Linked DNA regions of Homo sapiens: region 1 is linked to region 2. Evidence: read pairs that join two places in POLR2A ChIA-PET (ENCODE). Cell type or tissue: GM12878. All regions are shown on one strand. Links, peaks and the distances in the headings refer to the core of each region. The heading gives the core; the rest is flanking DNA. Region 1 has its middle 11 kb from the start of CD3D. Region 2 has its middle 17 kb from the start of MPZL2.

What was found. Peaks named below come from ENCODE experiments on the same cell type or tissue, not always from the same donor. Only the 100,000 strongest peaks of a DNase experiment are listed, where the experiment ranks them.
Region 1: POLR2A ChIA-PET joins it to region 2 with 5 read pairs; 7 of 35 experiments call an interaction of 5 or more read pairs at or near these places.

Annotation. Positions count from the first base shown.
Region 1 is chr11:118,325,660-118,337,220 of GRCh38, reverse strand. No RefSeq gene overlaps it. Among named protein-coding and RNA genes, the nearest start is that of CD3D, 11 kb to the left of the region's middle. In GM12878, for the core only: no CTCF peak of the experiment used is centred there; no DNase peak of the experiment used is centred there.
Region 2 is chr11:118,275,166-118,286,726 of GRCh38, reverse strand. No RefSeq gene overlaps it. Among named protein-coding and RNA genes, the nearest start is that of MPZL2, 17 kb to the right of the region's middle. RefSeq lists an enhancer at 8,999-9,293. In GM12878, for the core only: no CTCF peak of the experiment used is centred there; a DNase peak (open chromatin) is centred at 5,243.

The DNA.
Region 1 (11,561 bases), core at 883-3,382, 54 kb before region 2:
CTGATTACACAAATAATTTAAAGAGCCTCTGGAAAGTTTAATGACTGAGAATTTCATAGACCTGGGTTCCCAAAGGAGAAAAGAATTAGTAACCACATAGCCAGAAAATTGGATGATTCTGCCCACCATCTTCTCAAGATACATTCAGACCCTAATTTCATGAGAGACAGAACAAATGTCTAATTCACATGTTTCATTCATAGTTCTGAGTTATCCCTATCCTTTTTATCCCTACTCCTGCAGTCGTCCTAACCCAAGATCCTGCTTTCCCACTGGATTCTCTACCTTGGGCATCCCTTCCATGGCTTGTATCTAACCAAAACTTTGGATCCTTCTCGCGTTCCACACATTCATAATACCTTGTATTCCTCGGATTCATTTACATCCCTCATTCCCCAGTTCTCAACATTGGCTGCACATTGGAATCTTCTGGGACCTTTAAAAACACTGGTGCCTGGCCAGGTGCAGTGGCTTATGCCTGTAATCCCAGTACTTTAGGAGGCTGAGGTGGGTGGATCACTTGAGCTCAGGAGTTCGAGACCAGCCTGGGCAATATTGGAGAAACTCCATCTTTACAAAAATACACAAAAAAATTAGCTGGTGTGGTGATGCGCACCTGTAGTCCCAGATACTTGGGAGTTTGAGGTGGGAGGATCACCTGAGCCTGGGGAGGTCAAGGCTACAGTGGGCCATGATTTCACCACTGCACTCCAGCCTGGGCGACAGAGTGAGACCCTGTCTCAAAAAACAAAACAAACATGTACCCTAAAACTTAAAGTATAATAATAATAAAATTAAAAAAAAGTTAACAATACTTAAATGCTGATATGAAGTCAATAAATCTTATGTCACATGATAAAAAAACAAACAAAAAAACAACAAAACAAAACAAAAACAAAAAACACTCATGCTAGCTAGGTGTGCTGGTGTGCACCTGTAGTCCTAGCTACTCGGGAGGCTGAGGCCAGAGGATTGTTTGAGCCCAGGAGTTCAAGGATGGAGTAGTGATCTCCACACCTGGCAAATTTTTAAAAATTTTTTGGTAGAAACAGAGTCTTGCTTTGTTACCCAGACTGGTCTTGAGTTCCTGGGTTTGATAGATTTCACCAGTGTTGCTACCTAAGTCTGAAGTGATCCTTCCTCCTCAGCCTCCTAAAATGCTGGGATTACAGTCATGAACCATCACCCCTGGCCAGGTGAAACTTTTTTTTTTTTTGATGGAGTCTCACTCTGTTGCCCAGGCTGAAGTGCAGTGGCCTGATCTGGGATCACTGCAAACTCTGCCTCCCAGGTTCAAGTGATTCTCCTGCCTCAGCATCCTGAGTAGCTGGGATTACAGGTGCCCACCACCATACCTGGCTAATTTTTGTATTTTTAGTAGAGACAGGGTTCCACCACATTGGCCATGCTGGTCTTAAACCCCTGACTTCAGGTGATCTGCCAGCCTTGGCCTCCCAAACTGCTGGGATTACAGGCGTGAGCCACCATGCCTGGCCCAAAACTTTTAAAGGAAGTTGTTTTAGCTACTCTAAGTCCTTTGCACTTCCATTTGAATTGGCTCCTCAGTTACTACAAAAATGCCTGCTGGGATTTTGATCAAGATTGTATTGCATTTATAGATCAATTTGGGGAGAATTAACATCTTAACACTATTGAGTCTTTTCATACATGAACATATATTTTACCAGATTTATTCCGAAATATTTTATATTTTTGATGCTATTGTATGTGCTTTGTTTTTTTTTTTTGGTTTTTTAGAGGCAAGGTCTTGCTGTGTCACTCAGGCTGAAGTACAGTGGCATGATTATAGCTCACTGCAGCCTCGAACTTCTGGGCTTAAGTGATCCTCCCACCTCAGCTTCTCAAGTAGCTCTGGCACTACAGACATGTGCCACTATGCCTGAATATTTTTATTTTTGTGTAGACACGGGATCTCACTATGTTGCCTAGGCTGGTCTTGGACTCCTGTACTGAAGCGATCCTCCCACCTTGACCTCCCAAAGTGCTGGGACTATAGGTGTGAGCCACTGTACCAGGCTATATATGGTATTAAAATTTTTTAAATTTCCAATTGTTTATTACTAGTATATAAAAATACAATTAATTTTTGAATATTAATCAAAACAAAAAGCAAAACTGCTACACTCACTTATTAATTCTAGTAACTTTTTGTAAGACCGTTGAGTATTCTACATAGACAATCATGTTGTCTGTGAACAAAAACAGTTTGTTTTCTTTCCTATCTGGGTGCTTTTTGTTTCTGTTTCTTGGCTTATTGCACTGGCTAGAACCTCCAGTACAATGTTGAATAGAAGTGGAGAGAGGACATCCTTGTCTTGTTCATGATCTTAGGAGGAAAGCATTGTCTTTCATCTTTAAGTACATTAGCTGTGGGTTTTTCTTAGATGTCCTTTAACAGATTGAGCTAGTTCTTTTCTTTCTAGTTTGCTGAGAATTTTTATCAAAAATAGATGTTGGGTCTCGTCAAGTGCTTACCCTGCATCCATTGAGATGATAATATGGTTTTACTTTTTTAGTCTGTTAATATGGTACATTACATTGATGGCACGATATGTTAAACCAACCTTTCATTCCTGAAAAAAACTCTAGTCATTTGGTATTATTCTTTTGATATGTTATTAGATTAAATTTATTAAAATTTTGTTAAGAATTTTTGCCTCTAAGTCATGAGAGGATTTGTCTATAGTTTTCTTTTCTTGTAATGTCTTTGTTTTTGGTATCAGTATATTAGGGTTCTCCAGAGAGAGAGAACCAATGTGATATATATATGTGTGTGTGTGTGTGTGTGTGTGTGTGTGTGTATGTGTGTGTGTGTGTTTGTGTGCGTGTATCCCACTTTGCTATTGTGAATAGTAATCTTTATTATTTCTTTGTCTACTTTAATTTTATATATATATATATATATATACACACACACACACACATATATATATATATATATCTCCCATTGGTTCAGTTTGTCTGTTTCTCTGAATCCATGGGTTCTGCATTTGTGGATTTAACCAACTGAAGATCAAAAATATTTGGAAAAAAAAAAGGATGACTGCACTTGTACTGAACAGATACAGAATTTTTCTTGTCATTATCCCCTAAACAATATAGTACAATAACTATTTATATGGCATTTATGTTGTATTAGGTATTACAAGTAATCTAGAGATGGTTTAAAGTATATAGGAGGATGTGTGCAGGTTACATGCAAATATTACATCATTTTATATAAGGGACTTGAGCATCCATGGCTTTTGGTAGCCATGGGGAGGTCTTGGAACTAATCCCCCACCGAGGGATGGGACAACTGTGTATGTACCCTATTGGTTCTGTTTCTCTAGAGAAGTTGGCTCATGTAGCTGACATGTCTAAAATCTGCAGGGTATTTTGGCAGGTTGGAGACCAAGGGAGTTGCTGTTGCAACTGTCCATAGACAATCTAGAGACAGATTTTCCTCTTCCTCACAGGACCTCAGTCTGTTTTCTCTTAAAGCTTTCAAGTGATTGGATGAGGTCCACTCACGTTATGGAGAATAATCTACCTTACTTAAAGTCTACTAATTTAAATGTTAATCTCATCTATAAAAATACTTTCACAACAACATACTGATGTATTAGGCCAAATATCTGGGCCTAGCTAAGTTGGCACATAAAATTAACCAGGGTAATCAACACAGGGTAAATCTGGTCTCCACAGAACAAGTTGGAAGAATTCCTTCTTCAATTTTCTTGAAGTGTTTGTGTAGAATTGGTATTATTTCTTCTTTAAATGTCTGGTAGATTTCACCAGTGATGCTACCTAGGTCTGAATTTTTTTTTAAACTACAAATTCAATTTATTTAATAGATAAAGGGCTATTTGGGCTATCTATTTCATCATCAGTGGGCTTTTTCAAGGACTGTGTCCATTTTACCCGAGTTGTGAAATTTATTGGCACGATTGTTCATAACTGTTATGGGCTGAATGTTTGTGTTCCCCCGAAATTCCTGTGTTGAATTCCTAACCTTGAATGTGATGGTATTAGAAGGTGGGGACTTTGGGAGAAGGTGGGGTGTGGTGGCTCACGCCTGTAACCCCAGCACTTTGGGAGGCCGAGGTGGGCAGATCACTTGAGGTCAGGAATTTGAGACTATCCTGGGCAACAGGGTGAAACCCCATCTCTACTAAAAATACAAAAATTAGCTGAGTGTGGTGGTGTGCACTTGTAATCCCAGCTATTCAGGATGCTGAGACAGGAGAATCTCTTGAACTCAGGAGGCAGGGATTGTAGTGAGCCGAGATCGTACCACTGCACTCCAGCCTGGGTGACAGAGAGAGTCTCAAAAAAAAAAAAAAAAAAAGACTTGCGCCCAGGAGTTAGAAGCTGCAGTGAGCTATGATCAAGTCACTGCACTTCAACACAGGCAACAGAGCAAGACCTTGTCTTAAAAACAAACAAACACCCCTCCCCCTCTCCCTCTCCCTCTCCCTCTCCCCACGGTCTCCCTCTCTTTCCACGGTCTCCCTCTCATGCGGAGCCGAAGCTGGACTGTACTGCTGCCATCTCGGCTCACTGCAACCTCCCTGCCTGATTCTCCTGCCTCAGCCTGCGGAGTGCCTGCAATTGCAGGCGTGCGCCGCCACGCCTGACTGGTTTTCGTATTTTTTTGGTGGAGACGGGGTTTCGCTGTGTTGGCCAGGCCAGTCTCCAGCCCCTAACCACAAGTGATCCGCCAGCCTCGGCCTCCTGAGGTGCCGGGATTGCAGACGGAGTCTCGTTCACTCAGTGCTCAATGGTGCCCAGGCTGGAGTGCAGTGGCGTGATCTCGGCTCGCTACAACCTCCACCTCCCAGCCGTCTGCCTTGGCCTCCCAAAGTGCCGAGATTGCAGCCTCTGCCCGGCCGCCACCCCGTCTGGGAAGTGAGGAGTGTCTCTGCCTGGCCGCCCATCGTCTGGGATGTGAGGAGCCCCTCTGCCTGGCTGCCCAGTCTGGAAAGTGAGGAGCATCTCTGCCCGGCCGCCATCCCATCTAGGAAGTGAGGAGCGCCTCTTCCCAGCCGCCATCACATCTAGGAAGTGAGGAGCGTCTCTGCCCGGCCGCCCATCGTCTGAGATGTGGGGAGCACCTCTGCCCGGCCACGACCCCGTCTGGGAGGTGAGGAGCGTCTCTGCCCGGCCGCCCCATCTGAGAAGTGAGGAGACCCTCTGCCTGGCAACCACCCCGTCTGAGAAGTGAGGAGCCCCTCCGCCTGGCAGCTGCCCCGTCTGAGAAGTGAGGAGCCTCTCCGCCCGGCAGCCACCCCAGCTGGGAAGTGAGGAGCGTCTCCGCCCAGCAGCCACCCCGTCCGGGAGGGAGGTGGGGGGGGTCAGCCCCCCACCCGGCCAGCCGCCCCATCCGGGAGGGAGGTGGGGGGTCAGCCCCCCGCCCGGCCAGCCGCCCCGTCCGGGAGGGAGGTGGGAGGGTCAGCCCCCCGCCCGGCCAGCCGCGCCGTCCGGGAGGGAGGTGGGGGGGTCAGCCCCCGCCCGGCCAGCCGCCCCGTCCGGGAGGTGAGGGGCGCCTCTGCCCGGCCGCCCCTACTGGGAAGTGAGGAGCCCCTCTGCCCGGCCAGCCGCCCTGTCCGGGAGGGAGGTGGGGGGGTCAGCCCCCGCCCGGCCAGCCGCCCCGTCCGGGAGGGAGGTGGGGGGGTCAGCCCTCCGCCCGGCCAGCCGCCCCGTCCGGGAGGTGAGGGGCGCCTCTGCCCGGCCGCCCTTACTGGGAAGTGAGGAGCCCCTCTGCCCGGCCAGCCGCCCTGTCCGGGAGGGAGGTGGGGGGGTCAGCCCCCCGCCTGGCCAGCTGCCCCATCCGGGAGGGAGGTGGGGGGGTCAGCCCCCCGCCCGGCCAGCCGCCCCATCTGGGAGGGAGGTGGGGGGGTCAGCCCCCCTCCTGGCCAGCCGCCCCGTCTGGGAGGTGAGGGAAGCCTCTGCCCGGCCGCCCCTACTGGGAAGTGAGGAGCCCCTCTGCCCGGCCAGCCGCCCTGTCCGGGAGGGAGGTGGGGGGGTCAGCCCCCCGCCCGGCCAGCCGCCCCGTCCGGGAGGGAGGTGGGGGGGTCAGCCCTCCGCCCGGCCAGCCGCCCCGTCCGGGAGGTGAGGGGCGCCTCTGCCCGGCCGCCCCTACTGGGAAGTGAGGAGCCCCTCTGCCCGGCCAGCCGCCCCGTCCGGGAGGGAGGTGGGGGGGTCAGCCCCCCGCCCGGCCAGCCGCCCTGTCCGGGAGGGAGGTGGGGGGGTCAGCCCCCCACCCGGCCAGCCGCCCCGTCGGGGAGGGAGGTGGGGGGTCAGCCCCCCGCCCGGCCAGCCGCCCCGTCCGGGAGGTGAGGGGCGCCTCTGCCCGGCCGCCCCTACTGGGAAGTGAGGAGCCCCTCTGCCCGGCCACCACCCCGTCTGGGAGGTGTACCCAACAGCTCATTGAGAACGGGCCAGGATGACAATGGCGGCTTTGTGGAATAGAAGGGCGGGAAAGGTGGGGAAAAGATTGAGAAATCGGATGGTTGCCGTGTCTGTGTAGAAAGAAGTAGACATGGGAGACTTTTCATTTTGTTCTGCACTAAGAAAAATTCTTCTGCCTTGGGATCCTGTTGATCTGTGACCTTACCCCCAACCCTGTGCTCTCTGAAACATGTGCTGTGTCCACTCAGGGTTAAATGGATTAAGGGCGGTGCAAGATGTGCTTTGTTAAACAGATGCTTGAAGGCAGCATGCTCGTTAAGAGTCATCACCAATCCCTAATCTCAAGTAATCAGGGACACAAACACTGCGGAAGGCCGCAGGGTCCTCTGCCTAGGAAAACCAGAGACCTTTGTTCACTTGTTTATCTGCTGACCTTCCCTCCACTATTGTCCCATGACCCTGCCAAATCCCCCTCTGTGAGAAACACCCAAGAATTATCAATAAAAAAATAAATTAAAAAAATAAATAAATAAATAAAATAAAAAAATAAAAAATAAAACAAACAAACAAACAAAAAAACTGAAAAAAAAAAAAAAAAGAAGGTGGAGGCTTTGGGAGGTGATTAGGTCATGAGGGTGGAGCCCTCATGAATGGCATTAGTGCCCTCACAAAAGAGGACCCAGAGAGCCCCCTTGCCCCTTCTACCATGTGAGGATATGGTAAGAAGATATGAACCAGGAAGTGGGTCTTTACCAGATACTAAATCTGGGAAATCTTGGATTTCCCAGCCTCCAGAACTGAGAAATAAATGTTGTTCAAGCCACCCATTCTGTATTTTTGTTATAGCAAGGTGAATGGACTAAGACAATAACATTCCTTTCTTATTGTTTTTTTTTTTTTGAGACTGAGTCTCACTATGTTGCCTGGGCTGGAGTGCAATGGCGTGATCTTAGCTCACCGCAACCTCCGCCTCCCGGGTTCAAGTTATTCCCCTGCCTCAGCCTCCTCAGTAGCTGGGATCACAGGCATGAGCCACCAGGTAGGGCTAATTTTTGTATTTTAGTAGATGGGGTTTTGCCTTGTTGGCCAGGCTGGTCTCAAACTCCTGACCTCAGGAGATCTGCCTGCCTCAGCCTCCTAAAGTGCTGGGATTACAGGCGTGAGCCACAGTGCCTGACTTCTTATTCTTTTAATACCTGTAGGACCTGTGATGTTATTTCTCATTCCTAATATTGATAATTTATATCTTCTCTATTTTTTTCCTGATCAATCTGGCTAGAAATTTATCAGTTTTATTGGTCTCTGGACCATTGTTTGGTCACATTGATTTTTGTTTTTACTTACAGATTATTTATTTCTGAAATGTTTCATTGCTTTTTCTGTTGTTTTTCTGTTTCCTATTTTATTGATGTCAGCTCTGATCTTTATTTTATTTTTCATGGTTATTCTCATATTGTTTATTTTTGTTTAAACTTTGTTTATAATTGTTTAAATTATTTTTCATTTATATGTGGTTTAGTTTTATTTAAAAAAATATTTTAACTTTTATTTTAGGTTCAGGGGATCATGTCCAGGTTTGTTATATAGGTAAACTTGTGACATGGGGATTTGGTGTACAGATTATTTCATCACCCAGGTACTAAGCATAGTATCCAATAGTTTTTTTTCTGAACCTCTCCCTCCTCCCACCCTCCACCCTGAAGTAGGCCCCTATTGTTTCCCTCTTTCTGTCCATGTGTTCTCATTATTTAGCTCCCACTTATAAGTGAGAACATGAAGTATTTGGTTTTCTTTATTAGTTTGCTAAGGATGATGGCCTCCAGTTCCATCCATATTGTTGCAAAGTACATGATCTCATTCTTTTTTATGGCTGCATGGTATTCCCTGGTGTGTATGTACCTCATTTTCTTTATCCAGTCTACTGTTGATGGCCATTTAGGTTGATTTCACATCTTTGCTATTGTGAATAGTAATCTTCACTATTTCTTTCTTTCTTTCTTTTTTTGGGGTCTACTTTGAGTTAATTTGCTCTTCTTTTTCTAGTTTCTCAAGGTGGAAGCTGTGCTCATTGTTTAAGACCTTTATTCTTTTCTAATCTACATTTAATTCTGTCTATACGTTTCCTTCTAAATACTGCTTTAGCAGGAACCCCAAGATTTTGATGTTTTGTTCTCATTATCATTCAGTTTAAATACTTTCTAATTTTTCCATTGATTTGTTTTTTGTTCATAGGCTACTTAGAAGTGTGTTATTTGCTTTCCAAATATTTCAAGAGTTCCCAGTGTATTTGTTTTCTATTACTGCTGTAACGAATTACCGTAGGTTTAGTGGCTGAAAACTACACAAATTTATTATCTTATCGTTCTATAGGTCAGAAGTAGAGTATGGATCTCACTGAGCTAAAACTCAGGTGTCAGCAGCTTGCATTCCTTTTTGGAGGCTTTAGGGGAGACTCCGTTTCCTGCCGAGTTGAGTTGTTGGCAGAATTCTGTTCATCGTGGTTGTATGGCTGAAGTCCCTGTTTTCTCAATGGCTGTAAAATGAGAGCCATTTTTAGTTTCTAGAGGTCACCCACATTCGTTGGCCTCATGACCTCCTTCCTCCATCTACAAAGCCAGAAATGGTGAGTTGACGCCCTCTTACACTTTGTATCTTTTCTTTTTCTCCTTTTGTTTCTTCTCTGCAACTCATGCTTGTGCCTTCCTCTTCCTTTTTAAAGACTCATATGATTAGATTGGGCACACCCAGATAATCCAGGGTAATCTTCCCATCACGGAGTCTCTAACTTTAGTTACATCTGTAAAGTCCCTTCAGTCATGTGAGGTGACCTCTTGTTAGGTCTAGGAATTAGGATGTGGACATACTTGAAGGAAGCATTATTCTGGCTAACATCCCTAGTTTATCTTTCTGTTATTTATTTCTTATTTAATTCCATTATGTGACTAATCTTTTAAAATATATTGAGATTTGTTTTATGACCCCAAATATGGTCAATTTTGATAAATGTTCTGTGTGCACTTCAAAAGGCTGTGTATTCTGTTGGTGGTGGGTGTGGGGTTTTATAAATGTTAATCAAGTGAATTTGGTTTACGTATCTTACTGATTTTTGGTCTATGGTGGTACCTTGGTATTCACAGGAGATTGGTTCTAGAATCCTCAGATACCAAAATCCATGGATGCTCAGGTCTCTTATACAAAATGCCATAGTATTTGCATATAATCTATGCACATTGTCTAATATACTTTAAATCGTCTCTACATTATTTATAACACCTAATACAATGTAAATGCCATGTAAATAATTATTATACTGTATTGTTTAGGAAAAAATGATAAAAAAGTCCATACACATTCAGTGCAGATGCAACCATCCACTTTTGTTCTAAGTATTTTTGATTGATGGTTGATTAAATCCGTGGATGTGAAACCCTCAGATAGGGAGGGCTGATTGTACTTGTTTTACTACCTTTTGAAAAAGGGATGTTGAAATCTCTAACTACAGTTGTGAATTTGTATATTATTCCTTGAAGTTTCATTAGTTTTTGCTTCAATTTTTTTTTTTTTTTTTTGAGAGGGAGTCTCGCTCTTGTTGCCCAGACTGGAGTGCAATGGCGTTATCTCAGCTCATTGCAACCTCTGATTCTAGGGTTGAAGCGATTCTCCTGCCTCAGCCTCCAGAGTAGCTGGGATTACAGGCACCTGCCATCATGCTCTGCTAATTTTTGTATTTTTAGTAGGGATGGGGTTTCACCATGTTGGCCAGGCTAGTCTCAAACTCCTGACCTCAGGTGATCTGCCCACCTCAGCCTCCCAAAATGCTGGGATTGCTTCAATTTTTAAATTGTGTAATTGGGGTTTTTTTATTTTAAAAATTTATTATTTATTTACTTTTAATAAGCTAATATAAATTGTATACATTTATGGTGTGCAGTATGATGTTTTGAAATATGTATATCTTGTGGAGTGGCTAGATCAAGCTAATTAATATATGCATTACCTCAAATGCTTATCATTGATTTGTGGTGAGTTGCTTCAATTTTTTTTTTTTTTGGAGACAGAATCTCGCTCTATCGCTCAGGCTGGAGTACAGTAGCGTGATCTCGGCTTACTGCAGTCTCCACCTCCTGGGCTCAAGTGATTCTCCTGCCTCAGACTCCTGAGTAGCTGGGATTACAGATGTCCACCACTCCATCTGGCTAATTTTTGTATTTTTTATAGAGACAGGGTTTCACCATGTTGGTCAGGCTGGTCTTGAACTCCTGGCCTCAAGTGATCTGCCTACCTTGGCCTCCCAAAGTGTTGGGATTACAGGTGTGAGCCACCATGCCTGCCAATTTTGCATCCCTGTTACTAGGTGCATAAACATTTAGGATTGCTATATTCTCTTGACTCCTTTGTCATTGTGACATGACGTGATATCTCTCTGTATTCCAGGTAACATTCTTTGGTCTTTGAAGTATGTCTTTGGCTGATGTTAATATACGGTTTTCTTTTCATTAGTGTTAGCATGATATATTCTTTTCTATTCTTTAATTTTTTTCTTTGCGTTTCATTTTCTCTTTGTGTTTTTATTGTTATGTCTTCAAGCCCACTAATCTAATCTTTTCTTCTGTAATATCAAATCTGCTGGTTAGATATGGGCAATGCATTTTTTTTCTTTTCTTTTTTTTTTTTTGAGATGGAGTCTCCCTCTCTGGCCCAAGCTAGAGTGCAGTGGAGCAATCTTGGCTCACTGCAACATCCGCCTCCCAGGTTCAAGCAATTCTCCTGCCTCAGCCTGCAGAGTAGCTGGGATTACAGGCGCCCACCATCACGCCCGGCTAGTTTTTATATTTTTTAGTAGAGACAGGGTTTCGCCATGTTGGCCAGGCTGGTCTTGAACTCCTGACCTCAGGTGATCTGCCTGCCTTGGCCTCCCAAAGTGCTGGGATTACAGGCATGAGCCACCGTGCCTGGCCAGATATGGCCAATTCATTTTTTTCCCTCTCAGATATCATAGTTTTCATCTCTACAAGTTTGACTTGGGCCTTCTACACTCTTAATCTTTCCTTTATTCTGTATTCCTCCTTTCCACTGTTTCCCACCTATACACTGCATTCAAATGCAACGTGGTGTTCCTTCTATAATGTGTATCCCTCCTATCCTCT
Region 2 (11,561 bases), core at 3,928-6,427:
TCTTTTTTGCTGGTGGTGGGTCTTGCCTCCATGTTGATGGCTGCTGACTGATCAGGATGGTGGTTGCTGAAGGTTGGGGCGGCTGAGGCAAATTTTTTAAAAAAAAACAATGAAGTTTGCTGTATGGATTGACCCTTCCTTTCATGAAAGATTTATCTGTAACATTCAATGCTGTTTGATAGCATTTAACCGACAGTAGAGTTTCTTTCAAAATTGGAGTCAATCCTCCAAACCCTGTCACTGCTTTACCAATTATGTTTATCTAATATTCTAAATCCTCTGTTGTCATTTCAACAATGTTCATAACATCTTCACTAGGACTAGATTCCATTGTAAGAAACCACTTTCTTTGCTTACCCATATGAAGCAACTCCTCATCCATTAAAGTTTTAACATGAGATTGCAGCAACTCAGTAATATCTTCAGTCTCTACTTCTAATTCCAGTTCTCTTGCTGTTTCCACCACATCTGTAGTTACTTCCTTCACTGAAGTCTTGAACCCCTCAAAGTCATCCATGAGGGTTGGGATCAACCTCTTCCGAACTCCTGCTAAAGTTAATATTTTGACCTTCTCTCATGAATCATGAATGTTCTTAAATGGCATCTAGAATGGTGAATCCTTGGCAGAAGTTTTTCAGTTTCCTTTTCCCAGATCCATCCCACTATCTATGATTGTTATAGCCTTAAAAAATGTAGTTCTTAAATAATAAGACTTGAAAGTCAGAATTACTCTTTGATCCATAGGCTGCAGAATAGATGTTGTGTTGGTAGGCATGAAAACAGCAGTAATTTCTCTTTGTACATTTCCATCAGAGCTCTTTGGTGACAAGGTGCATTGTCAATGAGCAATAATATTTTAAAAAATAATCTTTTTTAGGGGGGCAGTAAGTCTCAACAGTGGGCTTAAAATATTCAGTAAACCGGCTGGGTGCGGTGGTTCATGCCTGTAATCCCAGCACTTTGGGAGGCCGAGGCGGGCGGATCACAAGGTCAGGAGATCTAGACCATCCTGGCTAACATGGTGAAACCCCATCTCTACTAAAAATACAAAAAATTAGCCAGGTGTGGTGGCAGGTGCCTGTAGTCCCAGCTACTCGGGAGGCTGAGGCAGGAGAATGGTGTGAACCCGGGAGGCGGAGCTTGCAGTGAGCCAAGATCACACCACTGCACTCCAGCTTGGGCGACAGAGCAAGACTCTGTCTCAAAAAAAGAAAAAGACAAAACAAAACAAAACAAAAAAACAAAAAACCATGCTGGAAACAGATGTGCTGTCATCCAGGCTTTGTTGTTCCATTTATAGAGCTCAGGCAGAGTAGATTTAACATCATTCTTAAGGGCCCTAGGATTTTTAGAATGGTAAATGATAAATTGGCTTCATAAAGTCACCAGCTGCATTAGCCACTAACAAGAGACTCAGCCTGTCTTTGAAGCTTTGAAGCCAGGCATTGACTTCTCCTCTAGAGCTATGAAAGTCTTAGATGACATCTTCTTCCAGCGTAAGGCTGTTTTGTCTACATTTAATTTTTTTTTAACTTAAAAAGATTTGATGGCTGGGCATGGTGGCTCATGCCTGTAATCCCAGCACTTTGGGAGGCCGAGGCATACGGGTCACCCGAGGTCAGGAGTTCGAGACCAGCCTGACCAACATGGTGAAACTCTGTCTCTACTAAAAATACAAAAAAAAAAAAAAAATTAGCTGGGCATGGTGGTGCATGCCTGTAATCTCAGCTACTTGGGAGGCTGAGGCAGGAGAATTGCTTGAACCTGGGAGGTGGAGGTTGCAGTGAGCCAAGATTGTGCCACTGCACTCCAGTCTGGATGACAGAATGAGACTCTGTCTCAAAAAAAAAAAAATTGAGAAAGGATCTTGCTTTCTTGCCCATACTGGAGTGCGGTGGCACAATCATAGCTGGCTGCATCCTCAAACTCCTGTACTCAAGTGATCCTCCCATCCCAGCCTTCTGAGTAGCTGGGACTAGAGATGTGCACCACCATGCCCAGTTTTCTTTCTTGTTTTTTTTTGTTTTTGTTTTTGTTTTAAGATGGGATCTCACTCTGTTGCCCAGGCTGGAGTACAGTGGCACAATCATAGCTCACTGCAGCCTCCTGGGACTCCTGGGTTCAAGCCATTCTCCTGCCTCAGCCTCTCGAGTAGCTGGGACTACAGGTGTATGCCACCATGCCCAGCTAATTTTTTATTTTTTTGTAGAGATGGGGTGTCACTGTGTTTCCCAGGCTGTTCTCGAACTCCTGGCCTTAAGTGATCCTCCCGCTTCAGCCTCCCAAAGTGCTGGGATTACAAGTGTGAACCCCTGCACCTGACTACATTGAAAATCTGTTGTTTAGTGTAGCCACCTTCATCAATTACCTTACTTAGATCTACTGAATAACTTGCTGCAGCTTCTACATCAGCACTTGTTGGTCTACCTTGTACTTTTATGTTATAGAGATGGCTTCTTTCCTTAAACCTCATGAACCAACCTCTGCTAGCTGCAAACTTTTCTTCTGCAGCTTCCTCACCTCTCTCAGGCTTCATAGAATTGAACAGAGTCAGGGCCCTGCCCTGGATTAGGCTTTGACTTAAGGAAAGGTTGTGGTTGGTTTGATCTTCTATCCAGACCACTCAAACTTTCTCCATATCAGCAACAAAGCTGTTTTGCTTTCTTATCATTCATGTATTCGAGTAGCACTTTCAATTTCTTTTAAAAACTTTTCCTTTGCATTCACAACTTGGCTAGCTGTTTGGTGCGAGAGGCCGAGCTTTCTGCCTATCTCTGCTTTCCATATGCCTTCCTCACTAAGCTTACTCATGTCTAGTTTTTGATTTAAAGTGAGAGACATGCGACTGCCTTTCACTTGAACACTTAGAGGCCATTGTAGGGTTCACCTGGCCTGATTTCAATATTGCTGTGTCTCAGGGAATAGGGAGGCCTGAGAATAGAGAGAGAGATGGGGGACTGGCTGGTCTGTGGAGCAGTCAGAACACGCACAACATTTTCTGATTAAGTTTGCCATCATGTATGGGCATGGTTTGTTGTGCCCCAAAACATCTACTACTGTAACACCGAAGATCACGATCAAAGGTCACCACGACATATAGAATAATAATAAACAAGCTTGAAATGTTGTGAGAATTACTAAAACATGACACAGAGACACAAAGTGAGCACATGCTGTTGGAAAATGATTTGCTCTACATGGGGTTGTCACAAACCTTCAATTTGTAAAAAACACAATACCTGCAAAGTGCAATAAAGTGAAGTGCAATAAAATGAGGTCTGCCTATACAGCATAAAGCAGTAGATGAGTCACAAAAATAATTTAACACCCTCGTAGCAGTGTATCCTTAATGCCCAGATTGTAGGTTCAAACACCATTTCCCACTAAAAGAAATCAGGGATCCTTGAAGAATTGCGGATGATTTTAAGTCTATGGCAAGAAGTGTTCAAGATGAGCCTGGAACATCTCGTCATATGGGTCAAAAGGACTGTCACATGAGGAATTACCTTGGTGCAATGATAACCTTCTAACATATTACATAACAAGCTATCCCAGAGGTCACAGAACAGAATGGCTCACAGACAAAATTACGATCCTGAATCACTTGGTTTATCAACTCAATTAAAATGTTTAGTAAGAAGCAATGGAAAAGAGATGAGGAAGGTTAACACCCTTAGCACAGGGTGGAAGAAGTACCCTATGTGAGTTCTGTGTTATGTAACGCTCATATGCCGAATCTTTCTATTGCATCAGCCTTCCCCACCGATGGTTACAAGGACCTGAGTTGTGGATGAGCAAGAGGACTCAGCAAATTGACTGGGCCTGGAGCCCAAACACTCTTGCTCTATTGTAGGAAGGCAAGGGCAAGAATCCTTGGCTACAGCTGTAGCTTGCCGATTACCCTGTTGGGCAGCTATGGGTTTTATCTGCATATCTCAGGCAGAGGATGCAGATTGCCAGAATGGGTGTCACAACGGGATGGCTGGTTTAAATTTTTGTGAATATTCAGTGCCTCATAAATATTTGGTGTTTCCTGTGTCTTGTGTCTACTTGGTCTGTCCATCCCTTCTTATATCAGCATAAATCTGCTCTACTTACCAAGGTCTAACACGTCTTACAAGCTACTTGCTTCTACACTTAATTTCATCTAGTCTCCATATTTGTTTCCTTCTCTTACTTTCTATAGCAGACTTTAACATTCATAAAGAATGCAGCAAACACACCTTGCAAGGATGCACTTGAAGCTGGAAGAGCCTCTTCCAACTTGAAGAGGCTCCCGATGGCCAAAGATGAGAAAATTTGAGAATCAATAAGAATAATAATGATGTTGTTTGAAACACATCAAATATATTTAATGCTATGTTTAGCTTTCAATTTAAAGTGAGAGGTGTGTTAACTACCTTTCACTTGAACACTTAGAGGCCATTGTAGGGTTTAATTGGCCTAATTTCAATATCATGTGTCTCAGGGAATTGGGAGGCCTGTGAAGAGAGACTGGGGAATGGCTGGTCATTATGTCACAATGTCATTATGTGTAATAACACTAAAAACAAAAAACTCTCATTGCTAATCATTGGAAGATGCTAGTGAACCAATGCATTGTGCTCAAAATCGATCTTTTCTTTTCTTTTTTTTTTTCTTTTGAGACGGAGTCTAGCTCTGTCGCCCAGGCTGGAGTGCAGTGGCTCGGTCTCGACTCACTGTAAGCTCCGCCTCCTGGGTTCACGCCATTCTCCTGCCTCAGCCTCCTGAGTAGCTGGGACTACAGGCGCCCGCCACCACGCCCGGCTAATTTTTTGTATTTTTAGTAGCAACGGGGTTTCACCATGTTAGCCACGATGGTCTAGATCTCCTGATCTCGTGATCTGCCCTCTTCGGCCTCCCAAAGTGCTGGGATTACAGGCGTGAGCCACCATGCCCGGCCTCAAAATCGATCTTTTCTATATGAACCATCCCAGTGAGTAGTCACTTTGTAGATGAGGGAGTTTCTGTTTCTAGAAATAGTCTAGCTAATAAATAAAGTAGGGATGATATGATTAGAAGATCATCACTTTGCACACCAAATGAATGAATGGATCTGGGCACTGAGCATCAAAGGCTACTGACATCAAACACACAAAGGAGACAACCACATACTATATTCCTCCTGGAGGAAGACCACAACACTGCCTGTGAGGTAGTCTTGCTTTAAAAAAGTCAGATTTCAATCTGATTGAGCCTCAGTTCAGTCCACATCAATAGCTTTCAAGGAGTGGTCAGCATCAAGCACACAGGAAGTTGCTGGAAATGCAAACTTTTGGGACTTTCCCAGACCAGAATCAGAAACTCTGAGGGTGGGGCCCAGCAACCTGTTGCGACAAATCATTCAGGTGATTCTGATGCTCACTAAAAATGGAAAACTACTGCTTTAAATACAATACCAGTCTATAGGAAATACAGAGGAACATATTAAACAACACCTTCGTGATGCAGGCAAAAAAAAAAAAAAATACTGTGGAAAACCATGAGACAAATGACTCAATTTCTTTAAATGTAAATTGCAAGGAAACAAAAAATAATAAGGAATAATAATAAAAGATAATAAGGAACCCATAGATTAAGAGAGATCTAGGAAACATAAAGACCAATTGCAAATTTTAGACCTTATTTGGACCTTCATTCAAATAAACAAATTGTAAAAACATGTTATAACATTTATGAGATAACTGGAAATTGTAACACTGGTTATTTGACATTTAGGAAATGCTAATTCTCTTAGAATATGATAATGGAGACTGGATATGGTAGCTCAGGCCAGTAATCCCAGCGCTTTGGAAGGGCGAGGCAGGAGGATTGCTTGAGGCCAAGAGTTCAAGACCAGCCTGGGTAACATAGACAGACTGTTTCTACTATAAGATAAAAAAAAAATTAGCCAGGGATGGTGGTGCACTCCTGTGGTCCCAGCTACTTGGGAGGCTGAGGCAAGATAATTGATTGTGCCATGCACTCCAGCCTGCGTGACAGAGCAAGACTCCATCTCTAAAAATATAAAATAAAATATGATAATGGTGTTGAAGTATTTAAATAATTAAATGGGGGGGGCATTAGACTGAGGAGGCTCTAACTAAGTTCCTACTAAGCAAGCTAAAACCTAACTCAGTCTCATTTCCTGTAAGCAGTTAATTTAAAAGAAACTTAGCCAATCACAGAAGGCCATCTGGGCATTAGTTATATTGTCTTTAACTTCCTATTGGATAGTCTAAATAAGGAAATTCTGGAAGTTTAACCAATCAAATAATTTCTTTGCTCTGCTTCTGCATTTACCCTATTAGAGCCTTCCCCTCTTGCTCCGTCCTCGAAGCCCAAACCATTTCCAGTTTGGAGCAGCCTGATCAATGAATTGCTGTTTGCTCAAATAAACTCTTCAAAGTTTTAAAGTGTGCCAAAGTTTATCTTTTAACAGAAGTTATATTTATGGGCAAAATGATATGGTATCTTCAATTTGCTTCAAAATAATATTGGGTGGGTAGATAAAGACATAAATGACCATGGGTTGCTGATAATAAGGGCTGGGTGATAGGACATGGGGTTTGTTATATTATTTTATCTACATTTGTATATGTTTGAAATGTTCCATAGTAAAAAGCAAAAAAAAAAAAAAAAAAATTATTGACTTTGTGTGAGCCCATGAGAAAAGCTTTGGATTTAGAGACAGAACTCCCAGATTCAGCCCTAATTTTTCCATTTATTTTCTAGCCAGAGTGAGCTGAGTAACTGGGTAAACTGTTTCATCTCTGTCATCCTCATTTTCCTTATCTAAAGTAGATGAGGAAAATTGGGTAGAATAGAATAGTGAGAATTAAATGATACAATGTATTCAAATGCTTTGCAAAGAGCTTTGCAGATGGAAGGTTCTAGTATCTGGGTTGTGAATTCCATGAAGCTAAATATGGCATCTTCATATATTTTTTTTCAGCACAGTGTTAGACATATAACAGGTGCTCTATAATTATTCAGCCTTAGTTTTTAAATTCAATTTAAACATTATTTGGTAGATGAATGAATGGGTATATTCCAAATCCTAGGTTTCAGCCCAACATAGTACCATTCTTGATCATTAACTTAGTAATTAAAACTTATAAAGAGTGAATAAAAGTAGGAGACACATTCTGACAATTAGTATTTAATTAGTGTTTATTATTTAATCGACATTATCAATTAGTTTTAATTTAATCATGTTCAAATAGAATATATTATGATACAGATTACATTTGCTCCTTTCCTTTCATGGTTGCACCTAGGCTGAAAACAGAGGAAGGTGGGAAGCCCTTGTTCAGTGTAGATATCCCAGTCTTAGAGATGATCTTCACTTAGATGCAAAGATAAGCCAAGTTAAAGCTGGGACTGAGTTTTAGGTTGTCACTTCACTTCCTTAGTAAACTTCTTTAGGTTCCAACAGTGGGAGCTCCATACTGCTTAGCATCACTGAGGTGTGGGGCACACAGATGCTTCAGTAAGAATGCATTCACTCATCCAGCAAATGCGTATTGAGCATCTACTATGTGCCTAACAGTTAGGTGTTGGGGATACAGAGACATGAACCCTGCCCTGGAGGGATTCAGTCTACAGTAGAGGCAGACGTGTAAACAAGTAATGACCATACAGTGCAGCAAAGGCTATAAAAAAGGTGTCCCAAGGTGCTAAGGGAACTATTAACTCCAGGTCCAGGGGACAGGGAAGGCTTCATGGAATGTGAACTTAATTTTGAAAGGCAAATAAGAGTTGATCAGCTGGATAAAGTAGACAGAACATATGCACAAATATATATGTGGAGGTAAGAACAAGTATGTGATTAGTTTGGCATAGTGATGAATAAGGCTTAAGGAGCCTGGAAAGTGGGGAAAGAGGGGCTGGTTAGTTGACAGAGGCAGATCATGAAAGGCCTTAATCTGTGAATTAAGAAGAGCCAGTTAAGGTATACATCCAGCTTAATAAGATAAGAGACCTTAAAGTAAATGGAAAATTATACCTTTATTATAGTTATGCACAAAACAGTTTTTAAAGAGGTTTTTTTTTTTTTGAGACAGAGTCTTGCTCTGTTGCCCAGGCTGGAGTGCAGTGGCGTGATCTCGTCTCACTGCAACCTCCATCTCCTGGGTTCAAGCAATTCTCCTGTCTCAGCCTCCTGAGTAGCTGGGACTACAGGCACACACCACCATGCCCAGCTAATTTTAGTATTTTTAGTAGAGACGGGGTTTCACCATGTTGGCCAGGATGGCCTCGATCTCTTGATCTAATGATCCGCCCACCTCAGCCTCTCAAAGTGCTGGGATTACAGGTATGAGCCACCGATCCTGGCCTAAAGAGCTTTTAAAGAGAATCCTGTCTTTTAAAGGATCCTCAGGGACCATTTATGCATTTCACAAGTCATCATACTTATGATTTTATAATCAGTGCCTGGTTTGGTCATTCACTTTCTTACTTTCTTTGGATTTGATCTACATGACTTTTAAATGTGTCCAAAAATCAAGCCCATTCTCAAAAGCATGAGGATTTGCCATCAGTAAAAATCTCAAGGCTGGATGCAGTGGCTCATGTCTGTAATTCCAACACTTTGGGAGGCTGTGGTGAGTGGATCACTTGAGGTCAAGAGTTTGAGACTAGCCTGGCCAACATGGTGAAACCCTGTCTCTACTAAAAATACAAATAAAATACAAACTTAGCCGGGCATGGTGGCACGTGCCTGTAGTCCCAGCTACTAGGGAGGCTGAGGTGGGAGAATTGCTTGAGCCCAGGAGGCAGAGGTTGCAGTGAGCCGAGATTGCATCACTGCACTACAGCCTGCGCAACAGAGCGAGACCCTGGTTTTTTTTTTTTAAATCGAAAAATGTTATGATTCAAACTCCTAAGGCAATTCTAAAAATGTTCTAGAAATATCTGGAATAACGTCAGCATCATTAGAATAAAAGCTTGTCCCCAAGGTGACAACTTTAAATGACAATTTTTCTTTGGCTTTAAAAGCTTCTTTTCCTCTTGGTTATTGCTAATGTAGCTCAGCAGATATTGACACTCAAGACAGCATATAACATTGGAACAAACTGCAAGAAAAGAGCGATGTTGCTGGGACTTTTCCCTGAGTTTTCCCCTTTCCAAAGCTAAGGGTGGACCCCCTCACTGAGCTAGGCAGGAAAGGCTTTCCTCTTTAGCTCTGACTCACCTGAGAAGACTCACATCCTGTTTGCCTGGACAAGCAGCTGGCTGCCCTTTCTACTCAGAAAGGCTTCTCAACTCTGACAAGTCCAACCTGCTTGTTCTCTTGAAGCTTCAGGCCTCAATGGGAAATGGAGGGGAAGGTAGAAAGGCTGAAATACCTTAGCTAACTCAGCACCTTTGCTGCTTTTCAGCATTTGGCAGATCTATGATGATGCCTCCTGCCATACAATTTGCAACCCCTGCACTGTTCTATAACCTGTCCAGTGAGTCCTCTGATCACAGCCTTGGATGTTGAGGCAATGTCAAATTACTTGTAATAACTTTAAATACTTACTCTCAGGTTTTGTATTTATCTCCTTAAGGACCAGTGACAGTTTCCAGGTAGTCTGCAGGCCACACTTTGAGATGCATTGTCCCAATTTTTTTCAGTGAACAGAAAGTTCTGGAAAGATGACTAGGTAAGGTATAAAAAACCTGGTCCCATGTTAGCATATTGAAAGCCCTGAGGAGTACTGTAGCTAAAACCAAACCAAAACAAAATTCTTTTCATTAGTTTAATCTAGCATTTTCCCTTGTGTACAGAATCTTTTCTGTTGTTCAGTACCTACTAATATCTTGAGGAGTGGTGTCTGTCCAGATGCCAATCTAGATGTTAGTGTAATAGGTCTCCACGGCTTCTTGCAATTTTGAGTTTTAAGCAGGCAAACTCTTCCCATTGCTTGAGTTATTGATTCTATACTTCTCCCTGCTTACATTATCTCAAACAAAATGTGTCTGCTGCCCCCTTTTCTCCCCTGAGATGGCTGAGATGGCTTGTGAAAAGAGCAAAGAACAAGAGGTGGAGTTACAGTAAGTCAAGGACCCTGGACAGAAAGTTGCTGAGGCTGAGGCCAGGGAAAACAAGAATTACTGGTGGGGATTACAAGTCAGTTCTTGCCATGAGCTTCTAAGCTTCCACTGCTGTTATTCAAGTAGGCTACTTGCAAGATCAGCTTTCCTCCAAAAAAGCTTATGTCTGTTTTCAAACGTAAGCTCACTGTCTCAGTGGTATTGATGGATCAAAATGTTTAATGGTGTTGGAAAAGGTGGAGCCTTTTTCCACTCTGCCTGGGACAGTGTACCTCTTGTGGAGAATCCACCTAACCTTCAGATTTTCCTCTACCCCTCTTCCTGTTCTGATTCAGTGAGTGCTCCATGCAACCACTTTTGCATACCTATGCTTAAATCCTTATATGTGTACAAAACCCATTGATAATGAAAAAGGTAAAACCTCTTTAGCATTACTGACAAATCTCTGTTGCCTTTCTCTTTCACACTTATTTAAAATTCCCATCACTTCTTAGAATTTCCCTGACATCATCAGACTTCAATGAAAAACCCTTGGACCAAACTGGAGACAAAAGACTCTCACCTTTGACAGCTCCTTTCCTGCTGCTCTGCCTCTTCTGTCTTAAGCTTGTTTTGTGGAGGAAGGATCATGGAGTTTGGAATTAAAGCCCAGTTGTACTACTTCCCAGCTATGTAAGCTTGGGTAAGTTACTAAATGTCCTAGTGTCATTTCCCTCATCTGCAAAATGAGGAGATTAATAAAGTACTTTCTAAGGTTGTTGTGAGATGTAAAGATATTAAAAGAAAATTATTGCCTGGGTGCGGTGGCTCGCGCCTGTAATCCCAGCACTGGGGGAGGCCAAGGTGGGAGGATTGCTTGAGCCCAGGAGTTCAAGACTAGCCTAGGCAGCGTAGCAAGACCCCGTTTCTACAAAGAATCCAAGTGTGGACGTGGTGGCACGTGCCTATGGTCCCAGCTACTTGGGTTGCTGAGGCAGGAGGATCGCTTGAGCCCAGGAGGTGGAGGCTGCGGTGAGCTGTGATCGAGCCACTGCACTCCAGCCTGGGTGACAGAGTGAGACTCTGTCTCAAAAATAAAAAAAGAAAGAAAATTATTTAACAAATGGTAGTTATTGCGATTCCCACAAGCTGGCCTCTGACTTGAAGCTCTTGTGTGAGCCATGCTATTTCACCCTAACCCAGCCCCCCTGTTCTTTTGTCATCGGGTCTTGGCTAAAGGATGCCATGTATGGTTAGCCTTTTCAGAGACAGCTTCCCTCATGCTTCCAGGCAGAGCTTGTTCTTCCTGTGCTATCATTTGAACTTGGCATTTCCTTTATTATTGACGTCACCCTGTATTGTGACTAATTTTCTTTTTCTTTAACCTGAGAGCTCCTTGAGGGCTAAGATCTTATCATTTTCACCCTTGAATTCCTGAGGATGGTGCCTGACACTTGGTAGTTGCTCAAAACTATTTTTTTAAAGTAATAGGAGGCAAACGGAACAAAATGAGATTTTGCACAGTCCTAACCTCATTGTAG